3 separate regions of the Homo sapiens genome follow, and all the other regions are linked to region 3. A link is an interaction called in ENCODE POLR2A ChIA-PET data of the cell type or tissue named here. Cell type or tissue: MCF 10A. All regions are shown on one strand. Region 1 overlaps VPS13A (vacuolar protein sorting 13 homolog A). Region 2 overlaps PRUNE2 (prune homolog 2 with BCH domain). Region 3 has its middle 18 kb from the start of VPS13A.

Region 1 (8,000 bases), 60 kb after region 3:
ATTTATACTTTTCTATGTTTTCCTAATTTTCCAAAATGAGCATCCATTACTTTTACAATCGGAAATGAATTACTAAAACAGAAAGAAAAAAATCAGTGCTGTTTCTCAGTTTCCCAAGTAGCTGGGACTATGGGCACACACTGCCACACCTGGCTAATCTCTTTCGTATTTTAGTAGAGACGGGGTTTCACCATGTTGCCCAGGCTGGTCTCCAACTCCTGAGTTCAGGCAATCTGCCCGCCTCGGCCTTCCAAAATGCTAGGATTACAGGCATGAGCCACCTGGGAACCTGGGAGGTAGAGGTTGCAATGAGCCAAGATCACGCCACTGCACTCCAGCCTGGGTGACAGAGTGAGACTCCGTCTCTACAAAAACAAACAAAAAAAAGTGCTGTTTTTTCTATGATAAGGGCACTTAATAAAAGTTGGTGATGGATAACTTAATTATTGAATTTGCATGCCTGATGTCATTAACCATAGAATATCCTTCCTGAAAGTATTTCCTTTCTTGGCTCAGTGATACTTTTCTGTCTATATTATACACCTTCATGACTACTCAAGTGATTCTTCTTTTTGTGCCCACTCTTAAAATAATTATTTTTATTGGTTTGAATTTAGTTTCATTTTCTTGATTCTCTTCTCATAGGAAATATTCAGAACAGATGAGTTATCTGTCATATGTGTTTATGATTTTCAAATCCATAATCGTAAATTCGACTTATTTCTCCTTTGCCCTGAAGTCATTTTTGTTGTATCAGAGTTCAGTGAGGAGAGAGAAAGTACTGAGTAATTTGAAGAGGACAAATTTAATATAAAGAATTACCAACTATAAGAGGAGACTGGAGTAACAAGGGACTGTCTCATAAAAATGCTAAAGATATAGACAGAAGAAACATCCCCTACCCTAGGGCTAAGACGGGGTGCCCAAAAGAGAGGGTCCCCCTCCTTCAGGACTGAGTTGTAGACCTTGTTGGAGGACATAGCGTGGCTTATTGAATGGCAGGAAATTATCTGTGGTGCTGTGCCAGCAAAACCTGTTGGTACTTCACTCTCTGGAACTTTCTGGAAATTACTTTTAGGGAGCCTCATGGAGGGGTGTCTCTCTGAATGCACTCCAGTACAAAACTGCCTTAGCAAGGTGCTGGGGGAAGTTGCTGGCATCTGGCTGCATCTAGCTGCCATGTACTGCATAAGGCCGGTGCTGAAGAACTCCGTGCTGGAGGAACCAGACACTGCAGAAGCTACCGGTTCTGTAGGAGCTGGGTGTGGGAGAAGCCGTGTTCTTGCAGGAGTCTATTGAATGAACATACTGGAACCAGGCAGCATAACTCTTTCCTCCTGCAGTGTCTCTCCAGTGTCCTCTACTGATAAAGCTTAACATTACGCCAGCTGGAAAAAGAAAAAAAAATTTTTTTTCTCTACATTCTCTGCCTTCAAAGGAAACATATTTAAAGATCCCCAAATCATTTTTCAGAGCAGGCTATGAAGGAGAAGTTTGGAGCTCAGAAGTAAAAAATTGATAACTGGCATACCTGTTGGAGAGCGAAGGGGGAATGAAGGGTTTCTTTTTGTTTGTGTTTATATTTAATCAGGGAGATGACAGCTTGTTTTTAGGCTGAGATGGGAATGATCCAGTAGAACATGACAAATTGACGATGCAGGAGAAACGGGGGACAGTTTCTGGATTGATGTAGGTGAAAGAGAATGGTGTCTAGTACGCAAGTGAAGAGCTTTGCTGCATATAGGAGCATAGTTAATTTATATGATAGAGTTTAGTTGTGAGAGAAGTCCTTATACTGAGTAGATGAGTAGATATGGTGATAAGAGTTGATGTAAATTCTCTTCTGAGCTCTTCAATTAAAAAATATGTATCTGAGGTATGTTAGGGTTCTCTAGAGGGACAGAACTAATAGGACAGGTGTATATTTAAAGATGAGTTTATTAAGGAGTATTGACTCACATGATCACAAGGTGAGATCCCTTAAATAGGCCATCTGCAAGCTGAGGAGCAAGGAAGCCAGTCTGAGTCCCAAAGCTGAAGAATTTGGAGTTTGAGAAGAAGAATTTGAATGTTTGAGGGCAGGAAGCATCCAGCACAGGAGAAAGATGTAGGCTCAGAGGCTAAGCCACTCTGGTCTTTCCATGTTCATCTGCCTGCTTTTATTCTGGCCATGCTGGCAGCTGATTAGATTGTGCCCACCCAGATTGAGGGTGGGTCTGCCCTTCCCAGTCCACTGACTCAAATGTTAATCTTCTTTGGCAACACCATCAGACACACCCAGGAACAGAAGTTGCATCTTTCAATACAATTGAGTTGACAGTCAATATTAACCATTACATGAGATGTTGGAGGTTTTTGGAGGGAAAAGAGGGTATGAAATAGGAATGCTAGGGGAGTGAGAGAGTGAAATGACGAGGGCAGTATTCTCAAAGTATGGTTCAAACTAGCAACATCATTTAGAAATGCAGATTTCTAGGGCCTTTCCCAGACCTCCTGAATAAGAACCTCTGGAGGTGAAGCTCAGCATTTGATGTTTTTGTATTTAATTTTTTATTTGTATAAAATTGTGGAGTACAATCCTTACATGGATATATTGCATAGTAGTGAAGTCTAGGCTTTCAGTGTTTCCATCACCTGAATAATGTACATTGTCCCCATTAAGTAATTTCTTATCATCCACCCCTCTCCCATTTCTCTACCTTTCTGAGTCTCCAGTGACTGTCATTCCATGCTCTATGTCCATATATACACATTATTTAGCTCCCACTTACAAGTGAGAACATGCAGTATTTGTTGTTCTGTTTCTGCATTGTTTCACTTAAGATAATGGCCTCCAGTTCCATCCATGTTGCTGCAAAAAATGTGATTTTCTTCTTTTTTTGGCTGAAAAGTATTCCATGATGTTCATGTACCACATTGTCCGGTTACCTGTTGATGGACACTTTGGTTGATACCATATCTTTGCTATTGTGAATAGTGCTGTGGTAAACATACAAGCGCTTTTTTTTTCTTTTTTTTTTTTGGATAGAATGGTTTCTTTTCTTTCGGGTAGATACCCAGTAATGGAATTGCTGGATTGAATAGTAGTTCTGTTTTTAGTTCTTTGTGAAGTATCCATACTGTTTTCCACAGAGGTTGTACTGATTTACATTCCCACCAACAGTAATCCCTTTTCTCCACATCCTCACCAACATGTGTCATTTTTTGTCTTTTTAATAAAAAAGACATTATAGTTTTAATTTTCATTTCTCGGATGATGAGTGATGTTGAGCAGTTTTTCATACACATGTTGGCCATTTGCATATCTTCTTTTGAAAAATATTTATGTTCTTTGCCCACTTTTTTTTTTTTTTTTTTGGAGACAGAGTCTTGCTCTGTCTCCCGGGCTGGAGTGCAGTGGCGCAATCTTGGCTCACTGTAAGCTCCACCTCACGGGTTCATGCCATTCTCCTGTCTCAGACTCCCGAGTAGCTGGGACTACAGGCACCTGCCACCATGCCCAGCTAATTTTTTGTACTTTAAATACAGATGGGGTTTCACTGTGTTAGCCAGGATGGTCTCAATCTTCTGACCTCATGATCTGCCTGCCTCGGCCTCCCAAAGTGCTGGGATTACAGGCGTGAGCCACTGCACCCAGCCCTTTGCCCACTTTTTAATGGAGTTGAGTTTTTTGTTGTTGCTGTTTGAGTTTCTTGTAAACTCTGGATATTAGTCCCCTGTATGATTGATGGATAGTTTGCAGATATTTTCTCCCATTCTACAGTTTGATATTTTAATAATCTCTCCAGGTGATTCTAATGAATACTAAAGTTTGAGAACCACTCAGATAGACTAGGGTTCAATAAGGTTCTCATACTTTGAGAACATTGCCTTTTTTTTTTTTTTTTGGAAAGGGACATGTAGTAAGTTAAATATTTTACATTTTGCAGGCCATATACAGTTCCTGACACATTCCTCTTTGTTTCTTTTAAACAACTCTAAAAGTGTATGAATCATCTTTGGCTCACTGGCTATACAAAAATAGGCTGTAGCATGGATTTGGATGATTCCTGGACTGAAGGACTGTTGTGTAATTGCTCAGCAGCATTAAGGATGCACTTGAGATTTATGACACTAAAGTGAGACCCAGCAGTATGTTTTTACCCCCGGCCGTGTTCAGCTCCTTAGGGGCACTGTGGAGTTAAGTTGGTTACTCCACACTGACGAAGTGAGAAGTTAAGGAGTCTATGCAAAGGAATGATTAAAATAACTGATGGTGGAACTTCAGTAAGGTGGGGATGGACTGAGGATGTGAAGCAGAGGTGAAGGGCAGAGAAAGGTTGGAGGATCAGTGAATTGTAGGTCCAGGGTAGCTTCTGTCACCAGCCACTAAATTTATTTATTTCTTCTGCTTTTTTTTTTCAATGTAAGAAGAAATACAGAAGAAAGAACAAGATCTTTAAGCATTTATTTATATTCAAATGAACATATTCTTGAATGTTTAATGTTTAAGAAATTAAATGTTAGTCCATATCAATGATTAAAATAAAAGGAATATATCATCTTTATATACAGATTAGCTTATAATTTAATGATGGATCTTTGTCTAGATTCTGCTATTACTGGTCTTCCTCTGAATTGTTCTTATTCTTTTTGGCACCAAACACAAAGAGTTGAGAGGAATTTATCTTAGATTATGGGTTCAGCCAAGCAGGTAATCCAGAGCAAACTTTCACTCTTCATCTCTCTCCTTTTACCAATTAAAAGGAAGAACACAGATGGATCTAGAGAAATTGATCAGAAATTCAGAAATTATAATTATATAATGGAAACCAGTGTTAATCCTCTTAGCATTTCTAATGTTCATTCATTCTGTAAAACTGTGTACTTGTATTAAAACTATTTTTTTGATTTTTTTTTTCTTAAAATGTTTCTGCTTTTAAGTATCATATTGGTATTTTGAGGGGGAGTTCAATTTGCCTTTATTGTATTTATGGAAGACAGTGAATTTTAAGTAGGAAAAAGATAAAGAATCTTCTCCACACATGGTTCATCTGACTGAACCATGGCAGTGTGAACATCTGGGAACTGTAGAAGGGGTATAAAATAAATGGAAATCAGTGTTTTCAACTTCATCACTTTATTGCCTTGAGACTTTGGAAATATAACTCAGTTTTTTTTCCATTTTTATTATTTTTCAGTATTTCGTCCCATATCTGCTAATGCCAAACTTGTGATGAATCGCCGATCTGATTTTGACTTTTCTGCCCCCAAAATAAACTTGGAAATTGAGTTACATAACATAGCAATTGAATTTAATAAACCACAGGTGATTTTCTTTAATATAATTTTCAATTGTGAATTATTGTTTGATAAAAGCAAAACTAAGATTTTAAATGTTTCACTAAAATTCATGATGTTATATGGTAGCATTTCCCTAAAAAGTCAGTAATGTAACTTTTATCTTCAGCAATTGAACAAAAAAATGTGATACATTTAAGAGCTTTAATTTTCCATTCTTTAGTATTTCAGTATTATGGAGCTTCTTGAATCAGTTGATATGATGGCACAAAATCTGCCATATAGGAAGTTCAAACCTGATGTGCCTCTTCACCACCATGCCAGAGAATGGTAAATGCCTTGATTTTTTTTTTTTTTTAGATTTTAAAAATACAACATAAAAATAAATTTCTCGACTTCAAGAATAATCTTTAAGATATACCATTTTTAAGGTCTGATACAAACCATAATTGATTTATAGCTAGAAATATATGTAGCTGCTTTAGCTTATTGAGTTAATGAAACTGATTTAAGGGATTCTTGCTAACACAGTTTACAACTCGAGATGCTCGAATACCATAGTTTTCATTTACTATGGACGGGTCAGTATATTTAGAATTATTACAAAAACAAATCCTGGTTTGTTTTCTTGCATTGTCTCTCCCCAACCCCCACCTCAGCTTCCCTATCAGATACACTGAACCAATATTATTAAACCTGTATTTTAAAAGCTAAAAATGTTACGGAGTCTATGCAGGATAATCCCATTTTAAAACTCAAAAGTCTTGTTATTCCAGTTTTTAAGCTATTCCCTAGTTTCTAGAAGTTACAATTACTCTTTCAGTTGACTATTTCAGTTATTATTCAGATGACTAAATGTTATTTGCCAATTAATGCCTTAACAGTTCTTGTGTAGAACTATATTTAACAAAATGGAGTGATTTTGCTTATTTTCACTTAAGAAAGAGGAAAGATTAATATTGAATGGATTATTAATGCAAATGGAGTTGGGTAAAAAGGAAGTACTCAGATAATATATCATTTTCCTAATCTTTGTATTATAGTTATGTATGTTGTTAGAGTAGAAGCAATGTCAGTAATGTTTCATACTGTTGATTTGAGGGTGTTAAATGTTTTTCTTTTTTTAACTAGGTGGGCTTATGCTATACATGGCGTTCTTGAAGTAAATGTTTGCCCCAGGTTATGGATGTGGTCATGGAAGCATATTAGAAAACATAGGCAAAAAGTGAAGCAATATAAAGAACTGTATAAAAAAAAGTTAACAAGTAAGAAGCCACCTGGTGAACTTCTCGTGTCTTTGGAGGTTAGCATTTAAAATGAAATTGTTGAGTGTTTTATACTACATAGCTCCTTATTGGTCTTCAGTGACTGATACTCCCTACCTTTCATTCCAATTTTTATTGACCTTTTCATCTCTTTTACTTAGACTTTTTTGTGCTTCTGTTCTTAACTTCAGCTGAATAATACAAGATTTGTTGAAATTCTCCAGTGAGCTTTTGAAATTCGAGATTATTCTCAATCGGAAGGAATTTGGGTTCATGCAAATAGTATGATTATGTCATTTTTAACCTCAAAAGTCTAAATAGTGTTTGCTACATTGATTCCAACTTCTCTGTGTTGGTTTCAAAGCCTTTTATGTGTCACCACTACATTTTCCCTATGTTACAATCTGACCATGCACTAATTTAATGTTTCCTGTACTCTGTATATTTAATGCTCATTCTTTTAGCCACGCCTATGCTCATAAATGCTACCTGCCTTTATCTCTCTACCTACTCAATTCTACTCATCCCTGAAGTTCTACTTAAGTCTTAGTGCTTGCATGAATGTCTCTGAATTTTCTGCTTATACAGAGCCCTTTTTCTCTTAATTTTTGTGGTATCTCTAGTCTCTACCAGTAGTTTTACATTTAATTATCTATCTTGAGATATTATTTTTGTATTAATCTTGTCTTTTAGCATTATGACATATTTCAAGAGGGACTCTTTTACAAATTGATGAACTATAGCTTAGAGAGATTAAGGGGAGTTAGTCTCTTGAAGTTAATGTAAACATTCTGAATCCAGAATGAATTTCTAATTTATAGATTAGATTGACTTTTACTTTTATTTTCAATGTGGGAGACTTTCTGAAGACCTAGGGCTGTTAGGAATGCCTGGGCTTAGAGTCTTTGGGGGATGGGTTCAGGTTGTCTTAGTCTTGAATCATAACCTGAGTCCTCCAAGTCTGGATAGGAGAACCCTGAATAAGTTATTCTGAAATAATAATGGGTTGTAGTTACTTCTCTTGGGGGAAACATAGTTTGATCATGAAATTCTCAAAAGTAATTATGGGTATGTCAAGATAGCTGTGATGAAAGATTTAGCTAATCTCAGCTTATTTCAATAGCTATGACAACTATGAAAAGTGTTAAGTATTAAAAACAAGTTTTAAGTGTATCTGGGTCTACTTGAAATACAGGCATACTTCACTTTATTGTGCTTTGCAGACATTGTGTTTTTTACAAATTGAAGGTTTGTGGCAACACTGTGTCTAGCAAATCTGTCGGCACCATTTTTCCAATAGCATTTATTCCTGTCTATGTGTCACATTTTGGTAATTCCCACAATATTTGAAACTGTTTCATTATTATTATATCTGTTATGATGATCTATGATCAGTGATCTTTGCTGTTACTGTTGTAACTGTTTTGGGGTGCCACAAACTGCATCCATATAAGA
Region 2 (8,000 bases), 340 kb before region 3:
TTCAGGAGAGGAGGAAGATCCAGAGCACCACCCTATGCCAAAGAAAGCATGAATGCAGAATGTGTAACTTCATGATGGCTAAACCTTGGATCCCTGCTTGTCTGAGTCCATACAGGCTGCAATAACAAAACACCTTAGACTGGGTAATGTATAAGTAATAGACATTTATTTCTTATAGTTCTAGAGGCTGGGAGAAATCCAAGATCAAGGAGCCGGTGGAACTGGTGTCTGGTGAGAGCCTGTTCCTCATAAATGGCACCTTCTCACCGCATATTCACATGGCAAAAGGGACAAACATGTCCCCGCAAGCCGTTTTATAAAGGCACTCATGCATTCATGAGAGCAGAATGCTCATGATCCAATCACCTCCCTAGTCCCCTACCTCTTAGTACTACTTCATTGGGGATTAAATTTCAACATATACATTTTGGAGGGGCACAAACATTCACACTACAGCAGTGTTTATATAATCCCTGTTGCAAAATCATAGCTAGAAAAAGTACTCAGGTATTTTGCACCACTTAGGGAAATACTGTTTATTTACAGAGAATCATAACTAGATAGACCAAGTTTTGTGATTCATTTAAGTCCATTTGAAACTGACCAATAGGTAAAGCAGAGAAAAGTTGTCAACAGAAACATCAAGTTGTCTCCAACTTGAGTTTAGCTGGAGATACAAAATAAGAATTCTGCCAGGTGCGGTGGCTCACGCCTGTAATCCCAACGTTTTAAGAGGTTGAGGCGGGTGGATCACCTGAGTTCAGGAGTTTGAGACCAGCCTGGCCAACATGATGAAACCCCATCTCTACTAAAAATACAAAAAATTAGCTGGTCGTGGTGGCGGGCACCTGTAATCCCAGCTACTCAGGAGGCTGAGGCAGGAGAATCACTTAAACCTGGGAGGCAGAGGTTGCAGTGAGCCGAGATTGTGCCACTGTACTCCAGCCTGGGCAACAAGAGCAAAACTCCATCTCCAAAAAAAAAAAAAAAAAGAATTATATTATAAGCATTTCTAGGTAAAGAGATTTTACAGACTATTTTTGGACATCTGTAGAAGGCACTACCTACATACAAATTGTAAATATTCTAAATATTATCAGCTTCAGCCACTTAGTACAATTTTCCAAAGACAAAGTGCTGTTGCTGCTGATATGATAAACCATTCTTTACACAGGGATTTTTTATTCTTTCATCTCGGTTACATCTCATTACCAAGAACCACTCATAGCTCAATAGGAACGAAAGTCCACTTTTCTGGGTCCATGTTTCACTCTTTTATCCTGCTAATGTCCTCAAGAAGCTAGGAATTATCCGTTCTAAATTAGTTTAAAATTGTAATTCACACTTCAAATGCCTCACACCGACTGACTGTTAAATCCACACAATCAAAGTTACCTAACTGTATTTGTCATTTGCTTTAAGTGCTTTTGGAATTTTCGACAAAATATGAACTAAGAACTCCTAATTCCCCAGCTACTCGGAGTTTGGTTATTTGGAGTTACTATAGTGCTCAAAAGTAATGCTGTTTTCATTTCAGTAAAAAATCTCTACCATTAAAATTTTTCACTAACTGACTGGGATGCTCTATATTTTGAACACAAATTTGAAAAGGCTAAATCACAGCAAGAAAAACCAGAACACCCACATCCTTGAATTCTAGAGACAGTCTGAGAAAAAAACAGACTTTTTCCTTCCTACACGATCTGTCCTATCCAATCCTTCTTTCCATAATCCTTTTTCCTATTACTTTTATCTACTTGACTTATCTTGCCAAATCTTCTCTGTATCAGGCACCAATAATTAGCTTCACAATGAGCACCTAGAACTTGGATTATGTTTATAGTTCAAAAATTAAAATGATTTTTTCAGGAAGCAAAGGTGTGAAGACTAAGAGGAAGAAAGTTTGGTACAAAGAGTAGGGAAAGAAGAATGCTAACCAAGGATTGCTTAAGGATGTCTAGGCTGTCTGACACCCTGAGTTTGGGGCAATGACTGATAGCTGATGACTTACTAGTGAACCCCTGAGTGGGCTCAAATTCTAATTAGTCTTGCATGCTGGCACCATGACCCAAGCAGTATACACAGGGCTAGAATAGGACTGGCCTGGGATTTGGGTCCTGGCTCTACAGATTAGAAAAATGATTTAACCTCTTTAGATTCCAATGTCCTTACCTCTAAGATAGAGATTATGGCAGACACTGGCTAATTATTTTCCAAATTGGTTCCTTTTCATGGGCACATCTATTTGATGACATTTTTCAGCCTCCCTCCAGTTACATGTGACCATGTGACTGAGCCAATGAAATATGAGCAGAAGTGATGAGTGTCACAACCAGACCAGATCCATAAAAAACTCCACCCTTGGCCCTCCAAGCTCTTCTCCCTGTTGACAGATAAACTGGAGATGTCCTCCTGAGCAACCTTGGAAACCACATATTGAAGATGGTCTCTGAATCACCCCTGGCCACCTGACTGGGAACACCAAATAGGATTGCTACATGAGTGAAAAATAAACAATTTCTGGGCTGAGTCACTGAGACTTGTTTATCTGTTCCAGCTGCTGGAGCTACCTTCACCAATACAGGGGTAATCATAGTACCTTTTACTGGGAGGATTAAGTGAGATAATGCTTACTCAACTGCCAGGTACACGGTAAGCACTCACCATCATCAACTTTTACTGTAGCAAGGAAGAGTTTACAGACCTGAACCCAGAAAGAAATGGATGCACTCAGGATTTAGAACCTAGAGGAGAGTTTTCACATATTTCTATTAGTTGGGCAAAATGGCTTTGAAAAGTCATCTTTTCAAAATATTTCAATATGCAAATCATATGCTCACCAATATGCTAAGCAATATGCTAAAGATTTACTAGTGATTTGCTGACCAAAATCAAATCATTCACATATTTTGAAAAGGTGAACTGGTTCAAGACCAGTTCAAAACTAACATATGCTCCCCCAAGAAACGCTATGCACTCTTTCACAAAATAAGAGAGTTAAATACTCTACAGGTACTTTCATCTTGGCCACCAACAAACTCCAAGCTCAATGAGAAATCATATTGTGTGCATAAAATTGGTAAACCAGATTTCAGACTGGTGCGCTGAGTCTCAAATCCTTGGTTACAGTGGCTCACTTATGCTTCACTGAGGCCTGAGTAAACGTTCCCTTTTGTCAGGAAGGAGTTTAGCAGTGATCTTGGGAATTCATTCTGGTCTGTGCTTTGAATGCTAATGGAAAACATTAGTATTTTCCCCTGGGCAGTACTCCAAGGTGCAGTATGGCTGGTAATCTCTGTGCAGGGCAGAATGAGTCAGCGGCCTCTGAGTCACTTTACCAGGATGCATCCCAGGCTTCACACAGCAGAGTGGCTGGTCATGAGGAGGTCTGAGGCCCAGAGCACAGCAGAACAGCCCAGAAAGAAAGAGAGAAAACGGCCCTGAACAATTCCCTCAGACTCCAGTTCTGAAGAAAGGAGATAAAATGCCAACAGCTGAAAGTCCTCACCGTTCCTCATTTAAAGGAAATTGATATGAAATAAAAATGTGGGAGCAACAGATGAAATATGCTTACCAGGCAGCAGGTTCATACAGGCAATCTTAAAATTTTAAGTTTTATTCTTTTAAGTTGTCTGAAAAATGACTACTGTCACAGTAGTATACATTAGGGGTTGAATTTTGTCCCACAAAAACTTTTATGTTGAAGTCCTAACTCTCAGCACCTCAAAATGTGACCTTATTTGGAAATAGGGTTGTTGTAGACATAGTAAACTAAGATGAGGCCAGGCGCCATGGCTCATGCCTGTAATCCCAGCACTTTGAGAGGCTGAGGCGAGTTGATCGTTTGAGCCCAAGAGTTTGAGACCAGCCTTGGGCAACATGGCAAACCCCATCTTTACAAAAAATGCAAAAATTAGCTAGGTGTGGTGTGCACACCTGTAGTCCCAGCTACTCAGGAGGATGAGGTGGGAGGATCCCTTGAGCCCGGGAGGTGGAAGTTGCAGTGAGCCTTGACTATGCCACCGCACTACAGCCTGGGCAACAGGGCAAGACGCTGTCTCAAAAAAATAAATAAATAAACTAAGATAAGATTACTAGATGGGTCCTAATCTATTATGTATCCTTATGAAAAGGGGAAATTTGAACACAGAGACATGCATAGAGGGAAGGTGATGTGAAGATGAAGGCAGAGATCCAGGTGATGCTTCTATGCACCAAGAACACTACAGATTACCAGCAAACCATCAGAAGCTAGGGGACAGGCATGGAGCAGATTCTCTCCCACAGCTCTTGGAAGGAACTTATCCTACCAACGCCTTGATCATGGACTTCTAGCCTCTAGAGCTGTGAGACAATAAATTTCTATTGTTTAAGACGTCTAGTTTGTGGTTCTTTGTTATGCCAGCTCTAGCACACTGATACAGCACATACACAAGAATAAATCATACTGCAATTGATCATAATAAAAAGTGATCAAGTCAGTGCATGGCTATTGTCCTTCCTGAGTAAAGACGCTAATAATGACTAACAGTCTTTTGGGAGATGCTTAAAGAAGATGTAATAACATTTGGTGTCAGCAAGGGAACCATTAATGTACTGCCGTGAGCAACCTTGCTTCAGTGGCACTTCATTAGAATGAAAAGATGTTTCTTCCCCTTAACGTTTTAATATACTGCTTTACTAGGGAGTAAACTAGGCCCAAGAAGTATAATCATTACCAGTTCTGCTGGCAAGGGAATAAAGGCAACGTTTGCTCTTTGATATCCATAAATTCTCTTCTGATGATCAAATCAACAAGCAACAAAAAGGCCACAAAGGATCAGGTGTAACAATAATCAACAAAGGGGATTCCAATATGTCATGTGCATTCCCCCACAAGACGCATGCTACTTTCACACTTGGAATGGCTTGGAGGCTGAGCGAAATGAGACTGCAGTTATCTTTTCCCACAGTCCCCTTATTAAGAAGAGCTGCCCCTCTGGCCATGCCTCTGATAAGGCCATTTCTACACACCGCCCCTCAAAATCTCATCCATTCTGACTTCCTGTACTGAGCAAAGCATTGAAACTCTATTATTGTAATTACTTGCTTTTTATGTATTTCATTCAGTAACTTATATAACAATGAATATTTGTGAGATAACTACAATAAAAATGAGAGACAAGGGGTTTAGAAGCTTTCTTCTTATCAGAGTGCCAGATAACCTATAACTATTGAAGGCAGTGGTTTCTACCTCCCAAACTCAATGGTTCCCTCTGAAGAGCATGCTGTGTAAGTTACAGGGAGATAAATCTTTCTAATTTTCTGAATACTTCTACCCAAGAAAATTAACTGGGTCATCAGCCGTATAAAGGCCATGACTTACACAACGGTAGAATTACAGCATTGCAAAGAACCATTGAAAATGCAAGGAATCTTCATTCCCATATCCCCGACATGCTGCAGAACCTATAGTTGATTTCTGCCAGTGACAACAGCTAACGACTTTGCAAAGCCTCCCACTCCGTTTTTGGAGAGCGGGATAAGCATACTTTCTATAAATATGTGGGCCATTTTTCATCTGCTTGATGTTATCCTTCAACCATAGTTGTCTGGAAGAAACTGGTTGGGAGAGGAAAAAGTAGGCTGCTTTGGATGCCTAGCTAAGTGGCTTTGCTTTCCTAGCTGATTTATTTAAATCCAAAAGGAAATATAAATCAGATAGCAAAGGGGCGAACTGCAAACACCCATAAGTATTAACTAAATATTTGCATTTACTAAGCATCTACTATGTGCCATCACTGTTACAGAAAACTGAAGAGAGAGAGAAGTCAGATACCATCAGTACCCTCAATTAATTTAAAATACTATCAGACCATGATTAGAAATATTAAACAAATTCAAAAGCAACGGAAGATCTAATGTAAAGAGTGAAGTCCTAAGTTGGTCACCTAGACTACATTTAGCTAGAGTTCAGAGGGTGGTAATAAAAAATAGTGAATCTGTAAGAGTTATCATGATGCACCTTGGTTGACCATGCTTTGGAGGATGAGCAAGATTCGGAAAGTCATAGGAACTAAGAAGGTTTCTTTGAGAATACACCTAGATTCAAAGAGCAATTATATAACTGTTCCAAAATCCACAAAATAAGATTGTGAGGATTCTGTCAATATTTTTTAAAGTGAGGTTAATGGGAATGAGAAAGGAATGCTGAAATATAATCAAATATGAGTAGGGATTGGGAAAATACCACTGCATCACAGGACAATCTACAGAGAAAATTAAACTCTGACATTAACTTGGGAATTTTTCCAGCAGACAGATTGGATAACTGATTTGCATTTTTTCTTTCAAGGAAGATACAGGATGTTACTAAGGAGGTTTTTTTTTTCCACTTCTCAGTCATCTTTAATATCCCCATTATGCAAAAGTGAAAAGTTCTCATTCAGCCTATAAGAGTTTAAACTGTGTACCCTTCTTTATTATACACAAATGTCCTCCTTTCCTCCAAGATCATATAACACTTTCAGAGATGTGCTTAACCACCTGATTAATTACTGGACCTCTGTAAATTACTTTCAAGATTAAGATGATTATTTTATCACTTATTCTGCTTGATAGACATTTACAGTTTAACACATCTGACAAAGCCATTTGCATACCCCTATAATATAAATTGAGGTACATTAAAGCTACAGTAAGTCTGTAATATGAATAGCCTTAAAATAATTTGCTAATTACAGACAGTTCCCTAAGCAATTACAAGACATTCTATGTTAATTTAGGAAGGAATTCCAAACAAGGCATTTAAAACCTAATAAGATGCCATTAAATGAAGGAAGACAGAGGAGAGGGGAACAGAGAAAGAAAACCCTAAGGCTTGAACTAGTAGAAATGATTCTTAGAGCTACTGACCCTTGCAAGATCCATGTTTTCCTTGGGTTCTTAGGCACAAAGCAGAGTTCTAATTGATGGTGATTATATAGTTACTACCTCACAAATTGAATATATTTGTTGAATTGATTCACATCAATAACTAGTCATATGGAGCACTTATCAATCTGAAAGTCCATAGAAACAGTTGAGTCAATTTATCAAGTGCATACAATGAGAACATGCTCTGTAAACTGTGAGGTGCCACCAAACATCACAGTTTGCCTCCTAGTTTTCATACAGATTTATAAGCTGAATTATAATGCGTATGAACTGGAAATAAATTTGACAAAAAGATCACGAAAAGAAAGCACCTGGCTTGCTCTTGGGTTTTCTGAGGATGTAGACACCAATATGAGTGCCTGCTATTCCAGAGAAATATACACATTGATATAGTCAACATCACCATGAGAAAAAGAAGAATAGGTCGGGTGTGGTGGCTCACGCCAGTAATCCCAGCACTTTGGGAGGCCAAGGCAGGCAGATCATTTGAGGTCAGGAGTTCAAGACCAGCCTCACCAATATGGTGAAACCCTGTCTCTACTAAAATACAAAAATTAGCCAGGAGTGGTGGCGGGCGCCTTTAATCCCAGCTACTCAGGAGGCTGAGGCAGGAGAATCACTTGAACCCAGGAGGTGGAGGTTGCAGTGAGCTGAGATGGTGCCACTGCACTCCAGCCTGGGTGACAGAGCAAGACTCCACCTCAAAGAAAAAGAAAAAAAAAAGAATGGCAACACACAATTCTAAAAACCAAAACACAAATTCCTATAGAGCATATTTCATCTCCATAAACTCGACCTAAGAGCTAAGTGCCCAACCAAATGTAGATAACCTGGTAAAGACAATACAACAGTAAAGAAATACACAGACTTCTACAAATGCACAAATGTGCCTCTGTAAAATATAGTTCCCATTAGTTAGGTTAATTAAGATTAACATATAAGTCATTGAAAACTCCCAAAGTAGACAAAAGATAACTCACCAAGGAAACACACAAAGACAAAAGTAGCATTCGCTCTGAGCCATTCAGTTAACAGTTTGGAAGGAGGTTCCTTGTTAAGTAATACTTGAGTTGTCACCACTGATT
Region 3 (8,000 bases):
CTTTGGGAGGCCAAGGCAGGTGGATCACTTGAGGTCAGGAGTTTGAGACCAGCCTGGCCAACATGGTGAAACCCCGTCTCTACTAAAACTACAAAAACTAGCTGGGCATGGTGACGCATGCCTGTAATCCCAGCTACTTGGGAGGCTGAGGCACGAGAAGCCCTTGAACCTGGGAGGTGGAGGTTGCAGTGATCCAAGATCATGACACCGCAATCCAGCCTGGACAATAGAGTGAGACTCTGTCATAAAAGAAAGAAAGAAAGAAAGAAAGAAAGAAAGAAAGAAAGAAAGAAAGAAAGAAAGAAAGAAAGAAAGAAAGAAAGAAAGGCCATTAAAACCAAAACAGTCTAAATTACCCTTTTACATACAAAGAAACCCAAGATAGTTGGTAATTTTACAAAACGGCTCAGAAAGGTAATTTCTCCACTTTAGTTACCTATATATTTCAGATGCTATTTCCACAGGATGATATTAAGTTCCTGATTATTCACCTATATTGTAAGAACTTCCTAGTTCACCACAACTCTGTGATACTAATTCTTTTAAAATTAGGTATGTCCGTTTTCTGATTAGCAGGGTTTACTACACAATTAACAGAAGGGGCGTGAAAATCAGCTTAATAAAATTCTCCTTCATGACTGATTTTTGCACCTTTGGGACAGGTGGTCTTAGGTCAGTTGCCTTGGAAAACAGTTTGGGATGGAGATTTGCATACAGGAAATTTGCAGGGAGTGCTCTTGGGAATAACCCCTGTAGGGGAATGAGGGAAACAGGGCTGGGCAGAGGGAGAATTCAAGTGGCAGAGAAGTTGCAACAGAGGCCTCAGCTGAGCCTAAGAAAATTTCTGACTTTTAAAAAGTCAGGAAACAACAGGTGCTGGAGAGGATGTGGAGAAATAGGAACGCTTTTACACTGTTGTGGGAGTGTAAACTAGTTCAACCATTGTGGAAGACAGTGTGGTGATTCCTCAAGGATCTAGAACTAAAAATACCATTTGACCCAGCCATCCCATTACTGGGTATATACCCAAAGGATTATAAATCATGCTGCTATAAAGACACATGCACACGTATGTTTATTGCGGCACTATTCACAATAGCAAACACTTGGAACCAACCCAAATGTCCATCAATGATAGACTGGATTAAGAAAATGTGGCCCATATACACCATGGAATACTATGCAGCCATAAAAAAGGATGAGTTCGTGTCCTTTGTAGGGACATGGATGAATCTGGAAACCATCATTCTGAGCAAACTATCGCAAGGACGAAAAACCAAACACTGCATGTTCTCACCCATAGGTGGGAATTGAACAATGAGAACACTTGGACACAGGGCAGGGAACATCACACACAAGGGCCTGTCGGGGGGTAGGGGACTGGGGAAGGGATAACATTAGGAGAGATACCTAATGTAAATGATGAGTTGATGGGTGCAGCAAACCAACATGGCACATGTATACATATGTAACAAACCTGCACATCGTGCACATGTACCCTAGAACTTTAAGTATAATAAAAAGAAAAAAAAGAGAAAATTTCTGGAGTTGGGACAGCCTTTCAAAAGTTGTCCTATATCTAGACAAAGGAGCCTAGTCCTCTACCCCTTCATTAACCAGTCATTAGATGTGGGCTGCTCCTGGGGAGGGGGCATTTGGCTTGGGGGAGTCAACTCTTTTCTGCCCAGGGCAACAGAGAGGAACTCAGTTGTAAACCACCAGCAGCTTTCAGAAGCTGGGGAAGGCGAGGGGAGGGCGGTGAGTTTTGGTCCTGAAAGGAAGCTGGATAGGGCCCTACAGACTCCTCCTCCTCCTCCTGCTTATACCCTAGCTATATAGATATAAAGTTACAATTAATGTATTTAAACTTTTACATATTGCTCTTATTATAGCTACTTTCATATCTCAATGAGTCAGAACTAAAAATATTCCTGGCTCTTTGTTGTGTGTTCTTGGATCAAAGACAGAACAGATTTACACCATTACCAGGATTAGTGTCTGTGAACAATCAAACTAAGTAATAAGTTCAATGTGTTCTGTCCCTTTAGGTGAAAGGAGTAATAACTACAGGAGTGAGTAAACAAAGATCATTCCAAGTATTATATTTGGCTGGGCAGGTGTTACAGGCAGACAGATGCCAGTAATATTCAGTAACTAGGGAAAAGGAAGCAGGTCTTTTCTTTCAAGGCAGGTGCCTCCCTATTGCCTCCTGCAGTTCCCATAAGACCTTCCTGATCCTTAACATGTCTCTCACCTCCTATCAGTGATGACTGGCACAGAGCTGCCCTGGCATTCCTTGCAGTGGCTCTCAGCTGCTCTGCCATCCTGCTGCCCTCATGATTCTGGTATCGAGATAAAAATTGCTATGGACTTTCATTAGTTTTGAGGCCAGAGTTAACAGAAGTAGCTTGTTTTTTTAACCAAGGTAAGCTTGTCCACCATATGGATGTTAACTACAGATCCATGTTATTTCATTGACTTAAAACAATGGCATTTGAATATATCCATATTTTCTGCTGGTCCCACCCAATGCTCTTTCTGTGCCTGAGTAGACTTGTCTAATGTCTTCTGTAAAGCTGAAAATAAACCTTTAAAGTAGCTCACTTGGGAAAATAGAAATGTAGAGGTCGATAGGAAATTATGGTTGCACTTGTGATTACTCAGTGTCTTAAATAATATTGAAAAGGGAAATTTCAAAATTATCCATGTATTAAACCATATGTATCCAAACTAAACACGTACTACTTAATTCTTTAAAAGGATTGGGCTCTAGTAAGACAAAAATAAACCCAGCTAAATCATTTCTTTATATCAACTGGGTATAAACACTTTCTCAGATTTGCATGGTGTTGACTGAAATTCTTGTGGAAAAAAATGTCCAGATTGGTGGAGATGTATTAAAATCATCATAATTCTGACAGCATGTTTTATCCTTATTGGTTCCCTTATGTATTAATAAACATATAGAACTGGATGAAAGAGATGTGTGCAACGATTATTGATTTTATAATAAGTCAATTGCATATCTCACCTGACTAATCAAAGTCAGGATATTGCACCTCATAGAATTGAATGAAAATGCTCCCTGAGAGCAGGCACTTTGACTTGTGTCCTCAGCCCCTAGAACAGTTTCTGGCACATAGTAGTAAATAGAAATAATTATTTATGGCTGGACGCAGTGGCTCACACCTGTAATCTCAGCACTTTGGGAAGCCGAGGCGGGCAGATCTCCTGAGGTCAGGAGTTCAAGACCAGCCTGACCAACATGGTGAAACCCTGTCTCTACTAAAATACAAAAATTAGCCAGGCATGATGGCAGGTGCCTGTAATCCCAGCTACTCGGGAGGCTGAGATGGGAGAATCACTTGAACCCGGGAGATGGTGGTTGCGGTGAGCTGAGATCACACCACTGCACTCCAACCTGGGTGGCTGAGCGAGACTCCACCTCGAAAAAGAAAAGAAAAGAAAAGAAATAATTATTTATTCAACTAATAAACAGATGGATAGTGAAATCAGCTATACTTTGAAATGTCTCATAGGAGATCGTAGGAGAGGCTGTGGAAGCCTGAAGCAAGGAAGGCTAATGAGATAGCTGAGGAACATACTGAGTACAAGGAACTGAAATGAGCATCACGAAGATTTTTTTTAAGACTAAAAGCCCTACCCTCACAGGAATGTTCCTTAAATATTTCTGAAAGAAAGATATATTCAAACAAGGGCAAAAGAAGTCCTTTAATCAAGAGATGCTTGAGTCCCCTCAGTTAATTTAATCCTGTAGATAGAGCTTGCTTTATTATTATTTTTTTAAGGTCCTGTCTTTTACATCCAATGTGATTTCTTAAGGTTGAGGGCAGGTTTCTCTCATGTCTAGGCAGGATATCTCACTGCTGCAATCTCATGATTGGAATCCCAGCAATGTCCTTTAGTGTTTCCTTTGGCAGGGATCAAGTTCCTTCTTGCCATTCTACCCACTCATGATACAACTTTCAGCAATATCAGCTATTTATGATTCCTGTCATCTTGAAAAATACCCAATTCTGGCCAAGTATGTTGTGAGAAAATGCTATAGAAATGATCCTTATTTATTTGTGTTTCCATAATTTGAATCAACTTTGATCCACTTTCGTGAAGGCTTCCTGTTTCTCCCAAGCAGTTGTGGGTTCTTCTTCCAGGTTTCTGTTGTATATTGAACATGCATCCTTCATGACAATTAGTATATTGTAGCATAATTGGTGTATTAGTCAGGGTTCTCTAGAGGAACAGAATTAATAGGATAGACGTCTATATGAAAGGGAGTTTATTAAGGAGTATTGACTCACAAAAGCACAAGGTGAAATCCCACGATAGGCTGTATGCAAGCTGAGGAGCCAGGAAGCCAGTACGAGTCTCAGAACCTCAAAAGTAGGAAAGCTGGCCAGGCGCAGTGGCTCACGCCTGTAATCCCAGCATTTTGGGAGGCTCAGATGGGCTGATCACCTGAGGTCAGGAGTTCGAGACCAGCCTGGCCAACAAGGTGAAACCCCGTCTCTACAGAAATTAGCTGGGGGTGGTGGCATGCACCTGTAATCCCAGCTACTCGGGAGGCTGAGGCAGGAGAATCGCTTGAACTCAGGAGGCGGAGGTGGTAGTGAGCTGAGATGGCTCCTCTGCACTCCACCCTGGGCATCAAGAGCGAGAATCCATTTAAAAAAAAAAAGTAGGGAGGCTGAAAGTGCAGTCTTCAGTTTGTGGCCAAAGTCCTGAAAGCCCTTGGCAAACCCACTGGTAAGTCCAAGAGTTAAAAAATTGAAGAACCTGGAGTCTGATGTTCAAGGACAGGAAGCATCAGCACAGGAGAAAGATGGAGGCTGGAAGACACAGCAAGTCAGCACCCTCCAGCTTCTACCTGATTTTTCTAGCTGTGCTGGCATCTGATTGGATGATGCCCACCCACATTGTGGGTGGGTCTTTCTGAGGGTGGGTCTTCCTCTCCCAGTCCACTGACTCAAATGTTAATCTATTCTGGCAACACCCAGATACACCCAGCAACAATACTTTGCATCCTTCAATCCAATCAAGTCCACACTGAATATTAACCATCACAATTGGTCATGTGCTTTCCTTCCCATAGATGCAATGTTCCTTGAAGAAAGACTGTGTCTCCATATCTATTATAACCTGACACAACTGGTGCTTAGTAAATATTCATTAAGGTAGAGATTGGTCTGACTTACTAGCTACAAGGAGGATTTATGAACCTTAATATGCCTGTCAGTATTTTGAGAGAAGTCTGGATATGTCCAACCCATCCTTAACCCATTCCCCGTTTAGAAAACAAATGTGCAGCTCACTGCCAGTGCAGTATTCTCAGGGCAAATGGGAAATGGGTTAAGGGGATATATGTTAACCAAGACTAAAAGAAGTCAATAAAACTTTTTTTCTTAATTGCAACACTTCAGCTATTCTGTTCCAAGTCATCTTTCCTCATTTTGCCATAACAATCCACAGTTCATTACTTTAGGTTGACCCATGTGAAACTGATGATAATCAACTATTTTAGACTAGGACACTCAGCAATATCATATGGCTTAACCTAAAAATGTCAAGGAAGATGGGAGATGTGAACTTGTCAATGCATCTAACACCTCCAGGGGTATCATCTAATTTTCTTGTAAGCTTTTGACACCTTCTCCTTAGAACTATAAAATTGCCACATAACTCAGTTTTCCTTGGCATCTTTGCAACAAAAATATCCCTAGGGTTTCCTCCTACATGCAAAATAGCAGTAAATTACCATGATTACAAAGGTAAAGGTAAAATATCCTGAAACAAAGAGAAATGCAGATTATCATTTGGTGGACGTGTTTTGCTAGGGAAATAGGTGATGTCAGAGGGCTGCCTTCTGTTTCTATTCTAAAGAACAAAGGTGAGAAAAAATAAGAATTAATGTTGTGACATTAAGGACATTGTAAAAAAAATGCAAAACATGTCTGCATATGTAGGTGTGTATATATATTTCAATTTTCTATTTTATTAGTTGTGGCAATTATAATTTGGTTTACAACAAACTTTACTAGCAAAGAAAAGGAAGGAAGGAAAAAGGAAGAAAACTAGGAAGAGGAAGAAAAAGGGGGGCGATGACAAGGAGAAAAAGAAGAAAAAGAAACAAGATCTCCTTATTTAAAAAGAATTAATCCTCTACTTGTGTTTAATGGAGCAAAGCAGCTGCTATGACACCTTGAAAGAAAACTGTCAACAATTCCACTGATCTCCTTGAAGTGACCAAGTCATGGTGGCAAAGTCAAGCATGGCTCACTCATGAATCTCAGACATTTCTGTCACCAGAGTCTACACCCTGCAGACAGTGGCAGGCAAACAAGGGGCAGGAGATAGGCTCAGTGCCAGAGACGTCAGCATTGTTGAGGAGCAAGCTTGACCATCCAGGATCATGTTGGGTTACAGAGGTACAGAAGTGTTGGGATATAGAGATTTAACAAGAGTGGGTTCAAAAGAGACGACTGTCAGCCAGGCATGGTGGTTCACACCTGTAATTCCAGCACTTTGGGAGGCCGAGGCAGGCAGATCACTTGAGGCCAGGAGTTTGAGACCAGCCTGGCCAACATCATGAAACCCCATCTCTACTAAAAATACAAAAATTGGCTGGATGTGGTGGCGCATGCCTGTAATTCCAGCTACTTGGGAGACTGCAGCAGGAGTATTGCTTGAGCCGGGGAGGCAGAGGTTGCAGTGAGCCGAGATCATGCCACTGCACTCTAGCCTGGGCAACAGAGAGAGACTCTGTCTCAAAAAAAAAAAAAAAAAAAAAAAAAAAAGAGAGAGAGAAAGACTACTGTCATTGTCATTATACTTTGAGTTATATTCATACTCCAGGAAGGAGAAAAATGAAGATTCATGGATTAAATGTGGAAATCTACTAGGAAAACCAGAAACCTCCTGTCTGACTGCTTTTATTTCATTTCGTGGTTTTCTGAAATATTTTTAACATTTTGAAAACTAAATCTTGACCATAAATATTTTATTTTATGTACAAATAATCTACAATAAAGATATGATTATCAGGTTTGAAATTGTAGTAAACTACTTTAAAAGGAGAAGATTTAGAAAGATGGAAGCATAGCACACTCTCCTGGCTCATGTGTGTATCAAAACAATATGAATAAGCTCCACTCACTTGTTTCTTCATGTACAACTTGCAAGATTTCTCCACTTTTTTCTGTCTCCTCCCATCTCCCTCTCTCCCTCCCTCTTAGTTTTAAAGGGTGTTTTTTTCTGAATACAAAAGGAATACATACCCAGTGAAATAAATTCAGTGATCATCAAAACATAAAAGAAACTCAGAACTTATCCCTGATTTCACCACCTGAAGACAATACTATTACATCCTAGTGTAAGTTCTTCCAGACTATTTTCTATGCAAATGCCCACCAAGTTGAACAAATATCTGGAACTCTCAGCACATAGCAAGGACTCAAAAAAAGTTGGCTGTTGGCTGGATGTATTGGCTTACTCCTGTAATCCCAGCACTTCGGGAGGCCAAGGGAGACAGATCACTTGAGGTCAGGAGTTTGAGATCAGCCTGGCCGACATGGTGAAACCCTGTCTCTACTAAAAATACAAAAGATAGTTGTGCATGGTGGCACATGCCTGTAGCCCAGCTACTTAGGAGGCTGAGGAACGAGAATCACTTGAACCCAGGAGGCAGAGGTTGCAGTGAGCCGAGATCACACCATTGCACTCCAGCCTGGGGAACAGAGCTAAATTCCGTCTCGAAAAAAAAAAAAAAAATTGGCTGTTAACACTCTTTTATTTTTAACCAACCTTTTGAACTTAAGATATTCTAAATACATTTTCTTTCAAAATGTATATGATCATTTGAATGAATGCAATTTGCATAATAATTCCTCTATTAATGGATAATGAGCTTTATTTTCTACTTTTCTTTATTATACACTATGCAGTAAACATCCTCATTCCTACAGATTTGCACATATGTCCATTTT

The links. ChIA-PET counts read pairs that join two places held together with the same protein. Peaks named below come from ENCODE experiments on the same cell type or tissue, not always from the same donor. Only the 100,000 strongest peaks of a DNase experiment are listed, where the experiment ranks them.
Region 1: POLR2A ChIA-PET joins it to region 3 with 13 read pairs; 2 of 35 experiments call an interaction of 5 or more read pairs at or near these places.
Region 2: POLR2A ChIA-PET joins it to region 3 with 17 read pairs; 2 of 35 experiments call an interaction of 5 or more read pairs at or near these places.

What each region holds. Positions count from the first base shown.
Region 1 is chr9:77,214,774-77,222,773 of GRCh38, forward strand. VPS13A (vacuolar protein sorting 13 homolog A) reads left to right here. Exons shown (of 72, transcript NM_033305.3): 11 at 5,181-5,308; 12 at 5,504-5,610; 13 at 6,412-6,583. Among named protein-coding and RNA genes, the nearest start is that of VPS13A-AS1, 41 kb to the left of the region's middle. In MCF 10A, no CTCF peak of the experiment used is centred here; a DNase peak (open chromatin) is centred at 4,038.
Region 2 is chr9:76,815,189-76,823,188 of GRCh38, forward strand. All of the region lies in intron 6 of PRUNE2 (prune homolog 2 with BCH domain), which reads right to left. Among named protein-coding and RNA genes, the nearest start is that of PCA3, 55 kb to the left of the region's middle. In MCF 10A, no CTCF peak of the experiment used is centred here; DNase peaks (open chromatin) are centred at 2,483 and 3,303.
Region 3 is chr9:77,155,034-77,163,033 of GRCh38, forward strand. No RefSeq gene overlaps it. Among named protein-coding and RNA genes, the nearest start is that of VPS13A, 18 kb to the right of the region's middle. In MCF 10A, no CTCF peak of the experiment used is centred here; a DNase peak (open chromatin) is centred at 3,928.